Regions from separate parts of the Homo sapiens genome. Here region 2 is linked to region 1. A link is a loop called in an ENCODE intact Hi-C map of the cell type or tissue named here. Cell type or tissue: GM12878. All regions are shown on one strand. Links, peaks and the distances in the headings refer to the core of each region. The heading gives the core; the rest is flanking DNA.

Region 1 (12,806 bases), core at 2,719-10,718:
AGTGACACAATCTAAGCTCACTGCAACCTCTACCTGTTGCCCAGGCTGGTCCTGACCTCAGATGATCTGCCCACTTTGGCCTCCCAAAGTGCTGGGATTACAGGCCTGAGCCACGACGCCTGGCCCCTTTTATCATTTTAGAATGTTCTTCTTTGTTGCTAGTAACAATTTTTGTCTTAAAAAGTCTATTTTGTTTGTTATTAGTATAGCCACGCCAGCTCTCTTGGTTACAATTGGCGTGGTATACCTTTTTCGTGCTTTGCCTTTCAGTTTATTAGTGTCTTAGTCTTTAGTTTTTTGTCTAATTTTTGGTTCTCCTTGCCTTTTAAACAAATTTATTTGAATATGTTTAAGAATTCCATTTTAATTTTCCTGTTAGCTTTCTCAGTATCATTTTGTCATTTTTAAAAATAGAAAATAGAGATAACAATATACATTCCTTTTTACATCCACTTACCATGTTTTTTTCACATAAAATACAGAAATCTTGCAACTTTGTAAGTCCATATCATACCTCATATTTTATATTATATGTAATACTTTTTCACATGGTATCAACCCCTAAAGACAATGTTACAAACTTAGTTTTGTTTTGTTTTGTTTTTTGAGATGGAGTCTCACTCTGTCGCCCAGGCTGGAGTGCAGTGGCGTGATCTTGGCTCACTGCAATCTCCGTCTCCAGGGTTCAAGCGATTCTCCTGCCTCAGTCTCCCAAGTAGCTAGGATTACAGGCACCTCCCACCTCGCCTGGCTAATTTTTGTATTTTTAGTAGAGATGGGGTTTCACCATCTTGGCCAGGCTGGTCTTGAACTCCTGAGCTCATGATCCACCCGCCTCAGCCTCCTAAAGTGCTGGGATTACAGGCATGAGCCCCCGGACCCGACCACAAACTTAGTTTTAATCATTTAAATGGCTTATAAGGAAATTGAGAGGAAAAGTGAACAAAGTCTTTTGTATTTATTCAGATATTTATTATTTCTGTTGCTTTTCATTCTTGTCTGAGGATTCCAGTTTTCCTGCAGTTTCAGCCCAAAGAACTTCATTTAGCAGTTTTGCCTTGTAGAGCTGCTGGTGAGGAATTTTCTTGGTGTTCCTTTTTTTTTTTTGAAACAGTCTCACTCTGTCACCCAGGCTGGAGTGCAATGGCGCGATCTTGACTTACTGCAACCTCCGCCTTCTGGGTTCAAGTGATTCTGCTGCCTCAGCCTCCCGAGTAGTTGGGATTACAGGTGTGAGCCATCATGCCCGGCCTCTTAGTGTTCTCTTACCTGAAAATGTTTCTATTTCACCTTCATTCTTCAGTGTTGTTTTTACTGGATATAGAATTTTGGGTTGACAGTTTTTTTTTTTTCTTTGAGTCCTTAGAAGATATCCTGCTCTCTTCTGGCCTCTGGTTTCTGATGAGAAGTTCGCCATTAATCAGACGATTGTTTTGGAAGTGATAGGTTACATTTTTCTTGTTGTTCCTGGGGGTTCGTGTTTATCTTTGTCAGCCGTTTGACTGTGGCATGCCTCGTGGCGGATTTGTTGATGTTTATTTTGCTTGGTGTTTATCTGACACCCAACATCTGCAAGTTTCTGTTTGTCATCAAATTTGGGAAGATTTCAGCTATTGAGGAAAAGCAAATATTCAAGCATTTTTTCTTGTTCTTTCTTTTCCTGTTTAACATACATTTTACCATTTGTTATCTGACAGGTCTCTGAGGCTGGTTCCCCCACACCCAAACTCATAAACTCACTCGCTTACTTTTCTCTTAATCATATCCATTCAGCTCTTAGATCCCCTCCATGGATTTTTTATTTCTGAAATTGTACTTCTCAGTTTTATAATTTCTTTGTGTTGTTTGAGACAGGGTCTTGCTCTGTCACCCAGGCTGGAATGCAGTAGCACAATCATGGCTCACTGAAGCCTCAACCTCCTGGGCTCAGGTGATCCTCCCACCTCTGCCTCCTGAGTAGCTGGGACCACAGGTGCATGCCACCATGACTGGCTAATTATTGTATTTTTTGTAGAGACAGAGTCTTGCTATGTTGCCCAGGCTGGTCTTGAACTCTTGACCTCAGGGATCCTCCTGCCTCAGCCTCCCAAATTCCGGGATTATAGGTGTGAGCCACTGTGCCTAGCCAGTTCTATACTTACAATTGGTTCATTTGGTTCTTTTCTGTTGTTTCTTTTTGTCCTTCCTATTTCTCTGGTGAAATTTTCATGCATTGAAAACAAGTTTTATTTCACCTCTTTGAGGATTTCAGAATCGTTGGCTGTTCTTTCCAACATGTGGTTCATCTCAGGGTCACGTTTAGTTGGTTTTCTTTTTTCTCTCTGGAATGTGATGCATTTTCTTGGTTCTTCATTTGTCTAGTAATTTTTTTTTTTTTTTTTTAAAACAGAGTCTCGCTCTGTTGCCCAGGCTGGAGTGCAGTGGTGTGATCTCTGCTCATGGCAACCTCCGCCTCCTGGGCTCAAGTAATTCTTGTGCCTCAGCATCCCAAGTAGCTGGAATTACAGATGCATGCCACCACGCCCAGATAATTTTTGTATTTTTTGTAGAGATGGGGTTTTGCCATGTTGGCCAGGCTGGTCTCAAACTCCTCACCTCAAGTGATCTGCCCGCCTTGGCCTCCCAAAGTGCTGGGATTATAGGTGTGAGCCACTGTGAATGGCCTTGTCTAGTAATTGCGGACTGTATCTTGGACATTGTGGGGCTGAGGTTGTGGAGAGTCAGAATGCCTTTTTTTTTTTTTTTTTTTTTTTCCAGTGAATATGATCTCCTTTGTTTTAGCAGATATTTCCTTGGTGGGACTTGAAGTCCAGTTTCTTAGGTGGTATCTCTGGCCTCTGTTCAGATCACTTTTTGCTGAGCCCTGGGCTGCTTGGAGTCTATTCTGTGTATAGGTAGTTTCAGGGCCATTTAGAGACACTGGGGAGAGAGAGAGCATGGGGACCTCTCTCTGGCTCCCTTTCTAATTTTTTTTTTTTTTTTTCTAGACGGAGTCTCACTCTGTCACCCAGACTGGAGTGCAGTGGCGCGATCTCAGCTCACTGCAACCTCTGCCTCCTGGTTCAGGCAATTTCCTGCCTCAGCCTCTTGAGTAGCTGGGACTACAGTGCCCACCACCATGCCTGGCTAATTTTTGTATTTTTATCAGAGATGGTGTTTCACCATGTTGGCCAGGCTGGTCTTGAACTCCTGACCTTGTGATCTGCCCAAATTGGCCTCCCAAAGTGTTGAGATTACAGGTGTGAGCCACTGTGCCTGGCCAAATTTTTTTTTTTTTTTTTTTTTTTGAGACAGATTCTCACTCTGTGGCCCAGGCTGTAGTGCAGTGGTGCAATGTCTGCTCACTGCAGCCTCCACCTCCGGGTCCAAGTGATTCTCCTGCCTAAGCCTCCCGAGTAGCTGGGACTATAGGCACCCGCCACCATGCCCGGCTAATTTTTGTATTTTTAGCAGAGACAGGTTTCTCACCATGTTAGCCAGGATGGTCTTGAACTCCTGACCTCAGGTGATCCGCCCGCCTTGACCTCCCAAAGGGCTGGGATTACAGTTGTGAGCCACTGTGCCTGGCCACTGGCTCGCTTTCTATTCTCTTCTGTGTTGCCAGTTTCTAGACTTCTCTTTCCTGGTGCTGAGGTCAGCGGGACTCTATTTCTTTTCTATGTGGGCCCCACCTTCCCTGCTGTGTGTGCCAAGAAGACCGTGTCTAGTGCCAGGGTAGAGGGTGCAGGGAGATCTGCCTCCTGTGACTTCACTCTCTGCCTTCCACGTGAGCCTCCTCTCTGTCTACTGTCCCTCCCTGCACCATACACAATGGGCCTGTGAAGGATTACGTACGCCAGGTGTTCCAGTGGATCTCTGGGGGGACTGTTACGGGGTGGTACCTCATTCTGTCATACCCAGAGCAGAGCGCTCATGCCTGTGGCCTGCACCCACATCAGCCTCAAAAGCCCCTTGCTGCCTCCTTGCACAGTGGAAAGTTGGAAAGTCTTGTTAGCAAAAGATTAATGATCACACCTGTAATCCCAGCACTTTGGGAGGCCGAGGCAGGCAGATCACAAGGTCAGGAGTTCGAGACCAGCCTGCCTAACACGGTGAAACCCCGTCTCTACTAAAAAAAAAAAAAAAAATGCCAGGCGTGGTGGCGGGCACCTGTAGTCCCAGCTACTCAGGAGGCTGAGGCAGGAGAATGGCATGAACCCGGGAAGCGGAGCTTGCAGTGAGCCGAGATCACGCCACTGCACTCCAGCCTGGGCGACAAAGCGAGACTCCGTCTCAAGAAAAAAAAAAAAAAGTTAATTAATAGGATTATTACACTTTGCTGGTGACTTTTTCCCACTGGGCAGCCCCCGCCAGCCCCTGTTGCTGTGGCTTCATCTACCGGGGCAGTGCAGAGCAAGCCTCTCACGGCTGCCCCCCGGGGTCAGTAGGCCTGGGATTGGGCCTTGGCTTTTCGGCTCCTGTGCTGGAGGATTTAAGGCAGACCACTGGCTCTCCCTGAGGTTGTTAACGCAAGGGACTGTCATAGAGATTGCATCCCTGAGTGAAGGCACCTTGGAGCCCCTGTCCTGGGGAGCAGTGCCATCTACGCCTCACTCACACTCTTTTCCTGGACACCAGCTCTGACCTGGGGCTTGAGCTGGAGATCCCAGAGAACTCGGATCTGCTTCCCAGGGTCAGGGCAGGCTGGGATAAGCTGGGACCTGGGCATGGACAGAAATGCGAAGGTGTGGCATTGCCTGTGACAACAGAGGTGCGGCCATAGAGGACTTCCCGGGTTGTGGGGTGGGTCTCCTTCTGAAGGACTTAGCGCCGTTCCAAGGAGAGGTCGGGGGAGCTGGTGCTTTGTGCATAGGGGATGGCAGAGAGCAAAGCTTGCAGCTGGGAATGAGTGGGGATGGTGGGTGCTGGGCGAGTGCTGGGTGGCTGTGCTCAGAGGCTGTGCATTCAAGCAGCCCGGGAGCTGGGACCCAGGATCCAGGACAGAGGGAAGCAGGGCCTTGGCTGTGCAATGGGTGGGGCCTGGGGTGGGAGGAGGGCTGCTGGGGTGGCCATGTCGTGTAGAGAGGGCAGTGGGAGTGGACGATTCCTGGGACCACCCAGTTCCGACAGGCAGCACCAAGAACGGGGGAGAGAAGGCGAGCGGGGCTTGGGGATTCTCTGCGGGTTTCCCCGCCTGCCTGCCTTAGAGGGCTGCTGCCCTGCAGGTGTGGGGCCCGTCCTGCCCAGCTGCCCTGGCTTCTGGGATTTCCACAAGTCACATGGGGTTTTGGAGGAGCTCAAGGGGCCCAGGATCTTCCCATGGGGCAAGGGGCTGGGAGCAGCGTCCGGGCAGCCGAGGCGGCGTAGGGACAGGCGTAGGGACAGGCGTGGTCCCGATGAGTCTTTCTCCTCTGGGCCTCAGTTTCCTCTCCTGGAAACGGGCAGAAGCGCTGCCATTGGCGGGGAGGTCCCGCCGGGGAGGAATGGTGTCCATGTGGCTGGGTGGGAGGGAAGGGGTCCCCACGAGGCTGTGACCAGCACGCCCTCCTCCCGCGTTCAGGCACAGAGTTCGAGTACACCGACTCAGAGAGCGAGGTCAAGGTGCGCAAGCGGTCGCCTGCGGGGCTGCTGCGGCCCAAGAAGGGGCTGGGGGAGCCGGGACCCTCCCTGGCCGCACCCACGCCTGGCGCCCGCGGTCCCGACCCCAGCAGCCCAGACAAGGCCAAGCTGGCGGTGGAGAAGGGGCGCAAGGCCCGGAAGCTGCGGGGCCCCAAGGAGCCTGGCTTCGAGGCGGGGCCCGAGGCCAGCGACGACGACCTGTGGACGCGGCGCCGCAGCGAGCGCATCTTCCTGCACGACGCCTCGGCTGCTGCACCTGCGCCCGTCAGCACCGCGCCCGCCACCAAGACCAGCCGCTGCGCCAAGGGCGGCCCCCTGAGCCCGCGCAAGGACGCCGGGCGTGCAAAGGACAGGAAGGACCCCAGGAAGGTAGGGGCCGCGCTGGGAGGGGGTGCCGCAGAAGGGTCCCTGGGGTTCCGTGAGGGAGGGGCCCTCTCCCCTCCCAGCCTAGGGAAGCGGCTTCACTGTTAATAACCATGTACTCGGCTCCAGGCCCGCCCGGAGCCCCTGCTAGGACTTAGCCACAGCAGGAGCTGGGCACCTGTTCCTTTGTTTCTTAAGAGTCAACTCTTGCTCTGTCACCAGGCTGGAGCGCAGTGGCCTGATCATGGCTCACTGCAGCCTTTACCTCCTGGCCTCTAGCAGTCCTCCTGCCTCAGCCTCCCAAATAGCTGGATCTTCAGACACATGTCACTGCACCTGGCTAATTTATTGTTTGTAGAGAGGGGATCTCGCTATGTTGCCCAGGCTGATCTTGAACTCCTGACCTTTAGTGATTCTTCTGCCCCAACCTCCCAAAATGCTGAGATTACAGGCATGAGCCACCATGCTTGACCACCCGTATCTTACAGAGGTCCTTACTCTCTTTTCTCCTGTCTCAGAAGACGACTTTAAAAAGTGAATAAGATACCTGGGACCCCAAAGGAAGACAGTGATAGTGACCATAGTTATCAAAATATTGAAAAGACCCTTCTGTGATATGGTACCTATACATTCCTTTAGGGATGTATTTAATTAATAAACACATCTGCCAATGGGTCTAGTAAATACCGTACTTAAAATTTTATTATTTTATATTTTAGAGACAGAGTCTCACTCTGTCACCCAGGCTGGAGTGCAGTGCTGTGATCATGGCTCACTGCAACCTTGAACTCTTGGGCTCAAGCAGCCCTCCCACCTCAGCCTCCTGAGTAGCTGGGACTACAGGTGCATACCACCGTGCCCAGCTAATTTTTAAATTTTAAGTATAGACAAGGTCTTGCTGCATTGCCCAGGCTGGTCTCAAACTCTGTTCTCCTGCCTCAGCCTCTCAAAGTGTTGAGATTCCAGGCGTGAGCCACTGCACCCGGCTAGTGCTGTACTTCTGAAGCAGTGTAAAGGATGTTTTAAGGTCCCTGGAGTAACTATTGTGTGCTGCAAGTCTCTGTGGTTTCCGTTGCTGCAAGACTCTGTGGTTTCACCGGCGCTGCTGGTACTTTTGTGGTTTGTGGCCTCCACTCTCACCTGAAGGAAAACCCCATTTTTTTTTTAGAGGTTAAAATGTGAAAATGCAGGTGGGATTTTCTTTCCTACCCATTTACAGATTTCCTAAATTCTCTCTATGAACACCCCAGATTAAGAAAACTTGCTTTTAGACAACTTTATAATCGGGCCTGTTACCCTTTTTGCACTGGCCACTAGGAAGCTGAGGGCCAGTTGCTTCCTCCTCCTATTTGGATGCGTTCAGACTTAACAGCTAGGTTTTGACGGTATTCTGTCAAAATACCTCTCCACCCTGAGCCCTTGATATAGGAGGAACCCTCAAATAAGGGTGACATTCTAGAGAAGATCACAAAAAAGATGAGAGTCACATTGATTTCCTGACAAAGGGGTAGTAGTGAGGAAGGGGCCAGTGTAAGCACCATCCATAGGCACCTTGGATTTGTGCTCTTGTCTCCTGGTGGCAGAGGCCATCTCAGGTTTTTGAAGGCCTTGCAGGACAGGTGTCACAATTAGTCACAATAATAATAATGATTCAGCCGGGCACGGTGGCACACACCTGTAATCCCAGCACTTTGGGAGGCCAAGGTGGGTGGATCACTTGAGGTCAGGAGTTTGAGACCAGCCTGGCCAACATGACGAAATCCTGTCTCTACTAAAAAATACAAAAATTAGCCAGGCATGGTGGCGGGTGCCTGTAATCCCAGCTACTCAGGAGGCTGAGGCAGGAGAATCTCTTGAGCCCGGAAGGCGGAGGTTGCAGTGAGCTGAGATTGTGCCACTGCACTCCAGCCTGGGCGACAGAGTGAGACTCTGTCTCCAAAAATAAAATAATAATGCTACCAGGTAGCACATAGTAGGCCCAGACATGTTCTAACCCCTTCACTTCACACACTTACCATGCAGGACTGTGTGAAGTGGGTTTCTCCTATGAACCGCTCTCTATAGGTGGCTCACATATGGACAGGCACCAGACTGGCTGCGGTGGCTCACGCCTGCAATCCCAGCACTTTGAGGTGGGAGGATCCCTTGAGGCCAGGAGTTTTGAGACTGGCCTGGGCAACACAGCAAGACCCTGCCTCTACCAAAAAAAAAAAACAACAAAAAAACAATTAGCTGGGAGTGGTGGTGATCAGTGCCTATAGTCCCACCTACTCTGGAAGCTGGGGCAGGGGGATTGCTTGAGCCCAGGAGGTGAAGGCTGCAGTGAGCTATGATCATACTGCCTCACTCCAGCCTAGGCAACAGAACCCACAACTCTGTCTCAAAATAAAGAAAAAGGCTGTTTGCAGTGGCTCATTCCTGTAATCCTAGCACTTTGGGAGGCCGAGGTGGGCAGATCACCTGAGGTCAGGAGTTCAAGACCAGCCTGGTCAACATGGTGAAACTCCGTTTCTACTAAAAATAAAAAAATTAGCTGGGTGTGTTGGGGGGCACCTACCACACATTAACAGTGTCTGTTCTTGGGATGCTGAGATGTGGGGTGATTTTCCTTGGGTGTCTGAGCCTCCATTTGTCAACAATGAATCTGTTCTGTTCCAGGTTCCTGCTACAGTATCAAAAGGCAGACACTGGGTGAGCCTCTGGTATTATAGCTGGATATAATAGCTGGGTATTCAGCTGTTCAGATGCCAGGAATTGGAAACCCTGGGCCTCCAACAGAAGGAACTCTTGGGAAAGGCCCAAAGAGGCAATGTAGTCCAGTGGTTAAGGAGCCAGAACTGAAGCTAAAGCTACGTCCCCAGTGTTCAAAGCCCAACTCTATTGATCATTCCCTGCTGTAACCTTGGACAGATAGCTATCCTTTTTTTTTTTTTTTTTTTTTTTTTGAGACGGAGTCTCACTGTGTCGCCCAGGCTGAAGTGCAGTGGCACAAACTCGGCTCACTGCAACCTCCGCCTCCCAGGTTCAAGCAGTTCTCCTGCCTCAGCCTCCCAAGTAGCTGAGATTACAGGTGCCCACCACCATGCCCAGCTAATTTTTGTATTTTAGTAGAAACATGGTTTCACCATGTTGGTCAGGCTGATCTTGAACTCCTGACCTCAAATGATCTGCCCACCTCAGCCTCCCAAAGTGCTGGGATTACAGTTGTGGGCCACCGCTCCTGGCTGTATTCTGCTTTTCAGACTTAGTTCAGTCTGTGTTATATCATGTGTACTGCCACATGGGATGGGCTTTTACTTTTATTTTCTATCTTTTTTTTTTTTTTAAAGACAGAATCTGTCCTACTGCCCAGACTGGAGTACAGTGGTGAGATCTTGGCTCGCTGAAACCTCTGCCTCCCAGATTAAAGCGATTCTCTTGCCTCAGCCTCCCGAGTAGCTGGGATCACAGGCGCTCACCACCATGCTCGGCTCACTTTTGTATTTTTAGTAGAGACAAGGTTTCGCCATGTTGGCCAGTCTCGTCTCGAACTCCTGACCTCAGGTGATCGGCCCACCTCAGCCTCCCAATGTGTTGCGATTATAGGCATGAGCCACCACGCCTGGCCTTCTATCAATATTTTTATTGTATTTATTTATAAGAGACAGAGTCTTGCTCTGTTTCCCAGTCTGGAGTGCAGTGGTGATTGTAGCTGACTGCAGCCTCAAATTTCCAAGTTCGAGCAGTTTTCCTGCCTCAGTCTCCTCTGAGTAGGTGGGACCACAGTGGCACACCAACACACCTTGCTAATTTTTCTTTTAATAAGAGACGGTGGTCTCAGCCGGGCGCAATGGCTCATACCTGTAATCCCAGCACTTTGGGAGGCCGAGGCGGGTGGATCACGAGGTCAGGAGTTCGAGACCAGCCTAGCCAATATGGTGAAACCCCGCCTCTACTAAAAAAATACAAAAAAGTAGCCGGGTGTGGTGGCGGTCACCTGTAGTCCTAGCTACTCGGGAGGCCGAGGCAGAAGAATCGCTCGAACCCAGGAGGCGGAGGTTGCAGTGAGCCGAGATTGTGCCACTGCACTCCAGCCTGGGTGGCAGAGCGAGACTCTGTCTCAAAAAAAAAAAAAAGGCGGCGGCGGGGAAGGTGGTCTCACTGTGTTGCCCAGGCTGGTTTCAAACTCTTGGGCTCAAGTGATCCTCCTGCCTCGACCTCCCAAAGTGCTGGGATTACAGGTGTATACCACCACGTCTGACTAATTAAAAAAAAATTATTTTCGTGCAGATGGGGTGGGGTCTCCTTATGTTGCCCAGGATGGTCTTGAACTCCTGGGCTCAAGCAGTCCTCCTGCCTTGGCCTCCCGAAGCGTTGGGATTACAGGCGTGAGCCACCACACCTGGACATCAGTATTTTTTTTGTTTTTTGCGACAGAGTCTCACTCTTGTGGCCCAGGCTGGAGTACAGTGGTGCAACCTCAGCTCACTGCAACCTCTGCCTCCCGGGTTCAAGTGATTCTCTTGTCTCAGCCTCCAGAGTAGCTGGGATTACAGGCTCGTGCCCTCACGCCTAATTTTTGTATTTTTAGTAGAGACGGGGTTTCACCATGTTGGCTGGGCTGGTCTCGAACTCCTGGCCTCAAGTGATCCGCCTGCCTTGGCTTCCCGAAGTGCTGGGATTACAGGCGTGAGCCACCGCGCCTGGCTGTCAGTATTTTTAAATGGTTGAATGCCATCCCACTGCCTGCCTGTCTCCTGCCACTGACCCTGCTGGCGGTTGGTGGTTTGGGTGGTGATGGTGTTTTGCTGTCATAGTTACCAAAGCAGGCAGCGTCTCTGTTTTGCATACAGAACTTCTATCACGTCGGAAGTTATTTTCTTATTTACTTTATGTTTTTTTTACAAAAAAGTAGGGGAAGGCACCCAGCCGTGGGTTTTCAGATCAAAGGGAAAGAAACAGTTACTGGCTTTATCTGATTATAACAGTAATTTGGAAGATAAAGAAAAGAAAAATCCATTCAGGCCTTTTTTTTTCTGCTGTCATTTCCTTTTGTTTCCCTGTGGGTACAGCTGCAGGGACATGTACCAGGAGCTGCAGCTATCTGCTTAATGACGGATCCCAGAGATAAGGGGACAGCGCCACTAACATTCTTTCAGCGCCTAAGATGCCTCTGATTCCAGAAGGATGACTTGCATTAAAGAGTTCAGCAGCAACAAGAAAATAAAACACACAGACACACACACACACACACACACACACACACACACACACACGCACAAACACACACATATATATTTTTCCCCCCCAAAATGGGGATTAAACTGTATATTCTTTTTCCCTAGAACATACCATTTTTTGTTTCTTTTAATGCTCTCTGCTTTGACTTTCATTTTGGATATGGACGCTGTGACTTCTGTTGTTGTCTTGGTAGCATTTGACCATTGTTATCTTTATTTATTACTTTTCTACCTCTCCTGGCCTTGGCCATTTGTTTTGGTGGTTGTTGTTGTTTGTTTGTTTTTTGACACAGAGTCTCACTCTGTCGCCCAGGCTGGAGTGCAGTGGCACGATGTCGGCTCACTGTAACGTCCGTCTCCTGGTTCAAGCGATTCTCCTGCCTCAGCCTCCCGAGTAGCTGGGACTACAGGCGTGTGCCACCATGCCCAGCTACTTTTTTATATTTTTAGTAGAGATGGGGTTTCACCGTGTTAGCCAGGATGGTCTCGATCTCCTGACCTCGTGATCCGCCCGCCTCGGCCTCCCAAAGTGCTGGGATTACAGGCAGGAGCCACTGCACCTGGCCTTTTTTTTTTTTTCCTTAATTTTATTTTATTTTTGAGACGGAGTTTTGCTCTTTTTTGCCCAGGCTGGAGTGTGGTGGCGCGATCTCGGCTCACTGCAACCTCCGCCTACCGGGTGCAAGTGATGATTCTGCCTCAGCCACCCGAGTAGCTGAGATTACAGGCACCCGCCACCATGCCCAGCTAATGGCCATTTGTTTTAGACGTGTCCCTTTTAGAAAGTGTAGATTTTTTAGCTGGGCATGGCGGTACATGTCTGTAGTCCAAGCTACTTGGGAGGCTGAGGCAGGAGGATTGCTTGAGCCCAGGAGGTTGAGGCTATCAGTCAGCTGTCATTGTGCCATGGCACTCCAGCCTGGGCAACACAGCCAGACCCTGTCTCAAAAACAACAACAAAACAGAGAGTGAAAAAACGGAGGCAGCCTACAGGCCCTTCTCATCGCGGGGGTGGTTAAAGTAAGTGCATTAGGGTTTCTCCATACCTTGGCTCAATAGGCTGCTGTTAAAATGAAGCTCCTTTCATATGTATCAGTCATGTTGAGGGGAAACGTTGCAAAGCAGGACTGTTGGTAAATTCCCACTTTTTTTTTTTTAAAATACTGTGTGTGCATGGTTGTGTCTGCGTAGCCTTCATATTTACACGGTTGTGTGTGCTTGTGGAAAGTTCTAGAAGGATACACCATGCTGTTACTAGTAGCTGACTCTGTGGAGTTGGTAGGAGGGTCACTGGAGAGGAACTTGCAACATATATACACTTCAGTGGTGTCTTTTTTGGGCAGACGGGGCAACAAGTAATATATACTAGTAATAAGATAATACACGTTAAAAACAGCCTGTAATCCCAGCACTTTGGAAGGCCAAGGCGGGAGGATTGCTTGAGACCAGGAGTTTGAGACCAGCCTGGGCAACATAGCAAGACCCTGTCTCTAAAAAAATAAAAACTTAGCTGGGTGTGGTGGTGTGCACCTGTAGTCCAGCTACTCAGGAGGCTGAGGTAGGAGGATAACGTGAGCCCAGGAGGTCGAGGCTGCATTTAGTGGTGATGGTGCCACAGTCCTCTGG
Region 2 (8,000 bases), core at 1-8,000, 110 kb after region 1:
GAGAAAAGAAGAATTTGAGCTGAGTTAAAACAGGAATTTCCCATCTTTCACAGCAGACTGCAAATGCGCCACACGGCTATCTCCAGGACAGCTCTGCCCTGGGCCACCAAGGAGTCTGGGGTCCCCCAGGGCCCCCCTTGAACATCATCTCCACACTTTTTGCCACGAGCATAGAAAAACACTCCCCTGTTCTATTGTTGACTTAATGTTCAATCTTCTCTTTAAACCTATTTTAAATGACTACTTACTCTCAACACTAACAGTCTTCAGGGCAAAAGTGGCATATCATTCTATTGTTCTGAGTCATCTGAAGTTTAAACTATTAAAAATAAAAGCCTGGGCCGGGCGTGGTGGCTCACGCCTGTAATCCCAGAACTTTGGGAGGCCGAGGCGGGCAGATCATCAGAGGTCAGGAGTTTGAGACCAGCCTGACCAACATGGAGAAACTGTGTCTCTACTAAAAATACAAAATTAGCTGGGTGTGGTGGCGCATGCCTGTAATCCCAACTACTCGGGAGGCTGAGGCAGAAGAATCGCTTGAACCCAGGAGGTGGAGGTTGCAGTGAGCCGAGACTGCACCACTGCACTCCAGCTCTGGAGCAAGACTCCATCTCGGGGGGGGAAAAAAAAAAAAAATAAAAGCCTGGATTTGTGTGTGGTACACGGGCAAGACCTTGTGGTCTGACGAGGCTTCGGACCCCACCAAGGTCTTTCCTGCCACTTTAAATTCAGTTACGGATCCAGAGAGCCGATTAGCTGGAAATCTCAACTACCTTATAAGGAGTCAATCCCAACTCACCAAATGGTAAGATGCACATGAAGAAAATCTTACTAAGACAAAGAACTAGGAATACAAGGGAGCTCGGCATGTGCCTGCTTTAATGGGAAGTGTCTTGAAGATGCCAACTTCCCCCAAGTTAATATCAGATCTGTGGATGATGAGACAGACATGAACATCTGGGGGAATAAACAGAGAAGCGCCAAGAAAATAACGAGCAGGACTTTGAATGCTTTAATATTAAAAGAATACTATCAAGTGATATAACGGTATTAAATTAGCACAAAAAGAAATAGACTGATGGAAAGAAAGGCCTTAAAATGGGTAGCATTCCAAATTTGCAGGGCAGGAAGAATTATTCAACATTCACCCTCCTACTATACAAATTTTAGGAGGTTCAAACTGTTAAATATAAAAACTGTTAAGAATATCTAGGCTGATGGAAGGTCAAGGTGGGCAGATCTCCTGAGGTGAGGAGTTCGAGACCACCCTGGGCAACATGGTGAAACCCCCATCTCTACTAAAATACAAAAGAATTAGCTGGGTGTGGGCCAGGTGCGGTGACTCACGCCTGTAATCCCAAGCTTTGGGAGCCCGAGGTGAGTGGTCACCTGAGGTGAGGAGTTCCAGACCAGCCTGGCCAACATGGTGAAACCCCGTCTCTACTAAAAATACAAAATTAGCTGGGCATGGTGGCGCATGCCTGTAATCCCAGCTACTCAGGAGGCTGAGGCAGGAGAATCGCTTGAACCCAGGAGGCGGAGGTTGCAGTGAGCCGAGATCATACCACTGCACTTGAGCCTGGGTGACACAGCAAGACTCCGTCTCAAAAAAAAAAAAAAAAAAAAATTAGGTGGGTGTGGTGGCACGCACCTGTAGTCCCAGCTAGTTGGGAGGCTGAGGCACGAGAATCGCTTGAGCCCCAGAGGTGGAGGCTGCAGTGAGCTGAGATCGCGCCATTGCACTCCAGCTTGGGCTACAGAGAGACTCTGTCTCAAAAAAAAGAAAGAAAGAAAGAAAGAAAAGACTATCTAAGCTGAATGCAGTAACTCATGCCTGTAATCCCAGCACTTGGGGAGGCCAAGACAGGAGAAACACTAGAGTCCAGGAGTTCAAGACCAGCCTGGGCAACATAACAAGACCCCACCTCTACAAAAAACAAAAAAATCAGCTAAGCCTGATGATTCGTTCCTGTTGTCCCAGGAGTGGAAGCTGCAGTGAGCCATGATCATGCCACTGCACTATCTCTGTGTTTGTAAATAGTAAAAAGTGGCTGGGCGTGGTGGCTCACTCCTGTAATCCCAGCACTTTGGGAGGCCAAGGCGGGTGGATCACGAGGTCAGGAGTTCACGACCAGCCTGGCCAACGTGGTTAAACCCCATCTACTCAAAATACAAAAATTAGCTGGGTGTGGTGGCGCGCGCTTGTAATCTCAGCTACTCAGGAGGCTGCGGCAGGAGAACTGCTTGAACCTGGGAGGCAGAGGTTGTGGTGAGCTGAGATCATACCACACTGCACTCCAGCCTGGGGGACAGAACAAGACTCCGTTTCAAAAAAAAAAAAAAAGCAAAAAGCAGCAGATGACCTAAGTGTAGAACACCAAGGAACTGTTTACATAAATTATGGTAAACTCATACAATGGGATAGTATACAGCTATTAGAAATCAGAATATAGGCCAGGCACAGTGGCTCACTCCTGTAATTCTAGCACTTTGGGAGGCTGAGGTTTGTAGATCGCTTGAGCTCAGGAGTTTGAAACCAGCCTGGCCAACAGGGTGAAACCCCATCTCTACAAAAAGTACAACAATTAGCCGGGCGTGGTGGCAGGTGCCTGTAGTCCCAGCTACTTGGGAGGCTGAAGTAGGAAGATCACTTAAGCCTGGGAGATGGAGGTTGCATAGAGCAGAGATTGTGCCACTGCACTCCAGCCTGGGTGACAGAGCAAGCATGACCCTGTCTCAAAAAAAAAAAAAACTGGTACTTGAGAACACTTGGTTCTCTCTGGATGGAGGGACACAAACTGAGCTTGTAACATTGAGAATTAGAGAATGAACTATTTTCTGCATCCATATACAAAAATAACCACGGCAAAGGTTTTGTCCTCTGCAGCCTAAACTTTCAGATGAGACATAATTTTGTGGCGCACGTCTACCGTGCAATACTAATTAATTAAGAGTTGTTTTGTTGCCACATGACCGCAAGATTCTTGAAAGCAGGATTAAGTCACAGGCCTCAGGGGGCCTCAGCACCTGGGACAGAGCGGGGCTGGGAAGGCCTTGCTGCTCTCACTCCACAGATGAGAGCATTCCATGTACAAGCAATCAAGGTTCCTCTTTATAGTCCAGAAAAAAAAAAATCTATTTTTATGGGCCTTAAAATTCCATCAAGTACTTTTGGGCCTTTATAAGAGCTACTAAAGAAACATTAACAGTGAGACTTTGATTAGTCAAAGGGTAACAGAATTTCAGGGCCATTTCAAAGGGAAAAGAAAAGGACAAGGTGCTATTGGGATAGTCTAGCATAATTAGAATCAAAGTCAGACTTGGAGTCTGACCCCTCTGTTGCTGCCCAGTTGGGCGGCCCCGGGCACACCGCTTAACCTTTCTGAGCCCTTGCTATGAAACAGAGAACTGTTTACCTTGCTGAGGGGAAACAAATGAGGTAATGAAGATAAAAGATCCAGGATAATTCACGACCCAGAAGTGACCCATAAGCGGTGACATCATTATTACAGAACTCGGGTGTGAGACTGAAGAACAAAGGCCCAGGCAGGAAAGCTAAGGAAGTGAGCCGACGTTTTATTGTATCTTCTCTGGTCAATAGTTTGAGGGGAGAGATGGCTTGAAAGGGGAGGCTATTTTAGGATTTCAATGAGAAGCAAAATCATATCCAAATCAAAGTAAAGGTCATCGGTGGCCAATGAAGAGCGGAGAAAACGGAGGCGGGAGAACAGACGCGACCTCAAGACAGAAGAATGGAAGACGCAACTTTCAAGAAAAGAGGAACTGAAACGAAAAGAGAGGCACAGTCCAAATGAGGAAGAGAACAAGGAGCCTTCAGTCTCCTGGGGGCCAGGGAGCCTCGCCACGCGGTCACAGGTACACGGGGACATTTAGAGGCCATCTCCTTTAAAGCCAGACATTCTTCTTACTGGAATCTCTTGAATTCATAGTTAGAAATACATATAAAACATTGATACATGACTTAAATACACTACTACCTACGGCAGCAACATATTAGAAACAAAGTCCCAAAAGGGTGATGTTGACATGAATCACAACTAAATACTGCGCGGCCATTACAAGTGTTTTTGAACTTAGACAAATGTCATGCAGAGTGAAAAAGGATAAATTATACCCATAGTAGGATCCCAATTTTGTTGACTAAAGAGAAAATGAAATACACTGAAATGTGTTCAGACTGGCTGGATAGAATTCTGTCTTTGCTTTTTCACATTTCATCACTGTCTGGGTTCTTTACTGTTATGTGGTAGTTTCATCATTTAGAAACACACTGGGTGAGCGGTGTGGTTACACACGGCACTTCTGTCTCCTCTGGACATTTCTGTATTTTCTACTACAAATGTGGACCAGCTCTCCCGTCCCAGTGGCACACTGCAAGCTCCGCTCACTCTCGGGCAGTACACGCCTGTGGCCTGACAAGTGGGTGGCTGTCTTTGCTTCTCCCGGAGCTGGTAAGTATAGGACCTTGCCTCTAAGGTGGCTGTGTGAACAGAACTGAAAAAGTCTGTGGACGCCTTGGCACCAGTGCTCCCCCGGGGAAAAGCAGACTCACCTTCTCCGAAGCCGTGGCAAGTTTAGTTCCACTTGCGTCAAAGGCCAGTGCCGCTAAAGGACTGTCGTGAGCCGGAATCATGTTTGCAGCTCTCTGAAAAAGGGACACCAATAAAGAGTGGCCACCGCACAGTGACCGCCCACGCCCCAGGGCTGACACTTGGTCCGCAAGTGCCAATTAGCTGTTCCTAAAACACCATTACGGTCCAAACAAATGCCAAACCCACTTGATTTACTGGGGCTGGGCATCCAAGGAAATGCTGCTCCAACTTTAGAAAAAGCAAAGCAATTTATCCCTAAGGTTTTCTATGTTCCTTCAAACATTCCCGTGGCGAGGAGCTCAGCACTGCTCTGAACGCCGCAGCAGATCCAGAAGCAGAATGAGCCAGACCTACTCTGCTACTGAGAAGAGAGCAGTGGGGCTGGGCGCGGGGCACCCGCCTGTAGTCCCAGCACTTTAGGGGGCCGAGGCGGGAGGATGGCTTAAGGCCAGGAGTTTGAGGCCAGCCTGGGCAACCCAGCAAGACTCCATCTCTACAAAAATAAAAAATTAGCTGGGTGTGGTGTTGCATGACTGTAACTCCTCGGGAGGCTGAGGCAGGAGGATCAATTGAGCCCAGGAGGTTGAGGCTGCAGTGAGCTAGGACTGCACCACTGCACTCCAGCATGGGCGACAGAGCCAGACCCTGTCTCAAAAACAAACAAACAAACAAAAAAGTGCAGCGGTTGTATTGCTGAGCCAAGTCAGGATGCCAGGGACACCACAGTGCTCCTCTTCAGGAAAAAGCCACACTTTAGAGAGCTATTCGAGCAGGAAAGGCATCTCACCAAATTAATGGTATCGAAGACCTGCACCTCTCCGATGGTCGCGCTCCCTGGGTACGCCAAGTAGCAGTTGTCGTTGTTGATTGACAGCGCACACAGGCCTGCAAATGACACACGGAGGACGAGATGCAAACTTCCACCTGAGAGTTCCTTCTTGGATGTCAGACATAATTCAGCATTCATTTAACAGAGCATTAGGAACAAATAATAGCTTGGATACAATCTTGTTTGCTGTGTTAGGAAAGTTCTGCAACCCCAAATCCCCACCTTAGGTGATACCAGTATTGTCAAGAGATTAAAGGCCTTTGGTTTGAACTGATCAGTAACCTCAAACTTGAAAGTTGATCAAACCAATGAGCTTATGTGGTCACATGACCAGCATCAGTAGGAAGGCAGCTTGGTTTGGGATCAATACTTTTAAAATCTGTCTCATCTGCGGAACCTATAAAAAGAAAAAATCTCTCTCACCTATAGCTATCTTTCAAGGGCAAAATCAGAAAAATGGGATTCTCTCCTCACAAGTTAGCTCACCTGCAGGGTTTGGAGGCGTCTCCCTGATCGTATGCAGCACCTTCATGTCCCGAATGTTGTGGATGTACAGGGACTCCTCCAGGCATACTATCAGCCTCTAGGCGAGAGACAAAACGAAACCAAACGTGAAGCAACGGCCAGTGCAATACCTGCCCCAATCTCCAGTTGACTGACTCCTGGACTATGACGCTCTCATTCCTTCTATTGTTATTGTATTTTATTTTTTTGGAGTCAGTGTCTCGCTGTGTCACCCGGGCTGGAGTGCAGTGGTGTGATCTCGGCTCACTGCAACCTCTGCCTTCCGGGTTCAAGTGATTTTCCTGCCTCAGCCTCCCAAGTAGCTGGAATTACAGGTGACTGCCACCAGGCCTGGCTAATTTTTGTATTTTTAGTAGAGATGGGGTTTCACCATGTTGGCCAGGCTGGTCTTGGACTCCTGACCTCAGGTGATCCACCCCTGCGTTGGCTTCACAATCTTAGTTCCTTCTAGAACACCATGCAGACCAATGTTAGAAGCGCCAAGGATACAGCTGCTTTCCATCAACAATCAAGAAGGAGCCAGGCCGGATGCACCTCTCCCTCATACTCACCCCATCTCTACTGGGAATTCTAACCAGGCCATTTAGTTTAGTGTTAGGCAAATGCTAACCTACAGCTAAGACAAGTGTGCTGTGAATAGATTTGGAAAGATTTGCTTTTTAAAACTGATGCTGAGTGCAGCACAGGTAAAATGAAAATAAGGGGGTTTTAAAAGGTCTAACATTTTATTGTGCACTCAGATTACTTTGCAAGTTCCTGCTCCATTTGGAAGAAAATGAATGTAGACATGCAGACGATGCATCGCTGAGACAACTTATGCAAGAAAGATGACCAGCTCTACATTAGTTGGACGTGAACACAATTTTTAAATGCTCAAGATATGATGTCTTATAATTTCCCATTCTAACCAACTATGTCAGTTAACAGACCACTTCCTAGTTTCAACTGCGTAAGGCAAGAACGTCTCTACTGTGACTTCACCTAGTCACTGTATCTCAGGGTGCAGCTACTGGCTGTCATCATGTCCACTCTACAGCCAGCAGCCTAATCAGCTTTCCCTGCAGGGAGTGCGGGCAGAATCAGATTGCCAGGGGTCTCCCGGGTGGTGCTGTTACCCTGGGCGTGAGCACAAGCTGGGAGACACACACACGTGCGTGAAACACGCACACATGCCACCCACCACGTCCTTCCTCTGTGCCAGACAGTCTTATTAGTTTAGGGGGAGATAAAGTAATAAATCCTTCATCTTGAATTCAAAGTTAAACTAACAATTTACAAAAGGAAAAAAAAGTCTGTAAGTTTTTTTTTTGAGACGAAGTCTCACTCTTGTTGCCCAAGCTGGAGTGCAATGACATGACCTTGGCTCACTGCAACTTCCGACTCCCGGGTTCAAGCGATTTTCCTGCCTCAGCCTCCCGAGTAGCCGGGATTACAGGTGCCTGCCACCATGCCCGGCTAATTTTTGTATTTTTAGTAGAGACGGGGTTTCATCATGTTGGCCAGGCTGATCTCAAATTCCTGACCTCAGGCAATCTGCCCGCCTCGGCCTCCCAAAGTGTGGGGATTACAGGCGTGAGCCACTGTGCTCGGCCAAATATATTTTTTTTAAGTAACATTTATAAAAGCAAAACCAGGTAATAGGTGAAAGAGACTGCCATCCACCCTCTGGGTGGGGCCGGGGACGCCTGTATGGGAGCAGTGTGGCAGAGGCCCGGGCATTTGTCGTGAATGGAATGGGCTGAGCAAAGCTGGTGGGTGAGGAAACAGAGCTGGTCTCTGTAGGCAAGGATCTGTGCCCGGCAACGTGGGGCCAGGCAGCAAGGGAATGACGGAGGGGCATGCCGGTGGGGTGGGCTTGTCCCAGAGTGCTGGAGGGAGCAACAGACAAGCCCACACCCAGCTGGGGCAGCGCTCACCTGCCTGTTGAGCTTCACAGCCAGAATCGTGTTGGAGTAGCTGTAGTTGCAGATCTCAGTTCCCTTCTTAAAGTGGCAAACCTTTAGCTTCCTTGGTGCTTTAAGGCTGACGATGGC

What was found. Peaks named below come from ENCODE experiments on the same cell type or tissue, not always from the same donor. Only the 100,000 strongest peaks of a DNase experiment are listed, where the experiment ranks them.
Region 2: a loop joins it to region 1, with 10 times the contacts of the local background. A loop is called at or near these places in 1 of 110 quality-filtered maps.

The regions. Positions count from the first base shown.
Region 1 is chr7:5,325,783-5,338,588 of GRCh38, reverse strand. TNRC18 (trinucleotide repeat containing 18) reads left to right here. Exons shown (of 30, transcript NM_001080495.3): 19 at 5,540-5,967. Among named protein-coding and RNA genes, the nearest start is that of SLC29A4, 49 kb to the right of the region's middle. In GM12878, for the core only: no CTCF peak of the experiment used is centred there; a DNase peak (open chromatin) is centred at 7,038; H3K4me3 peaks cover 318 bases; H3K27ac peaks cover 290 bases.
Region 2 is chr7:5,214,588-5,222,587 of GRCh38, reverse strand. WIPI2 (WD repeat domain, phosphoinositide interacting 2) reads right to left here. Exons shown (of 13, transcript NM_015610.4): 4 at 7,884-8,000; 5 at 5,929-6,025; 6 at 5,401-5,498; 7 at 4,574-4,666. Among named protein-coding and RNA genes, the nearest start is that of WIPI2, 28 kb to the right of the region's middle. RefSeq lists enhancers at 3,430-4,139, 4,150-4,229, 3,088-4,287. In GM12878, for the core only: no CTCF peak of the experiment used is centred there; DNase peaks (open chromatin) are centred at 2,986, 3,707 and 4,431; H3K4me3 peaks cover 1,108 bases; H3K27ac peaks cover 2,993 bases.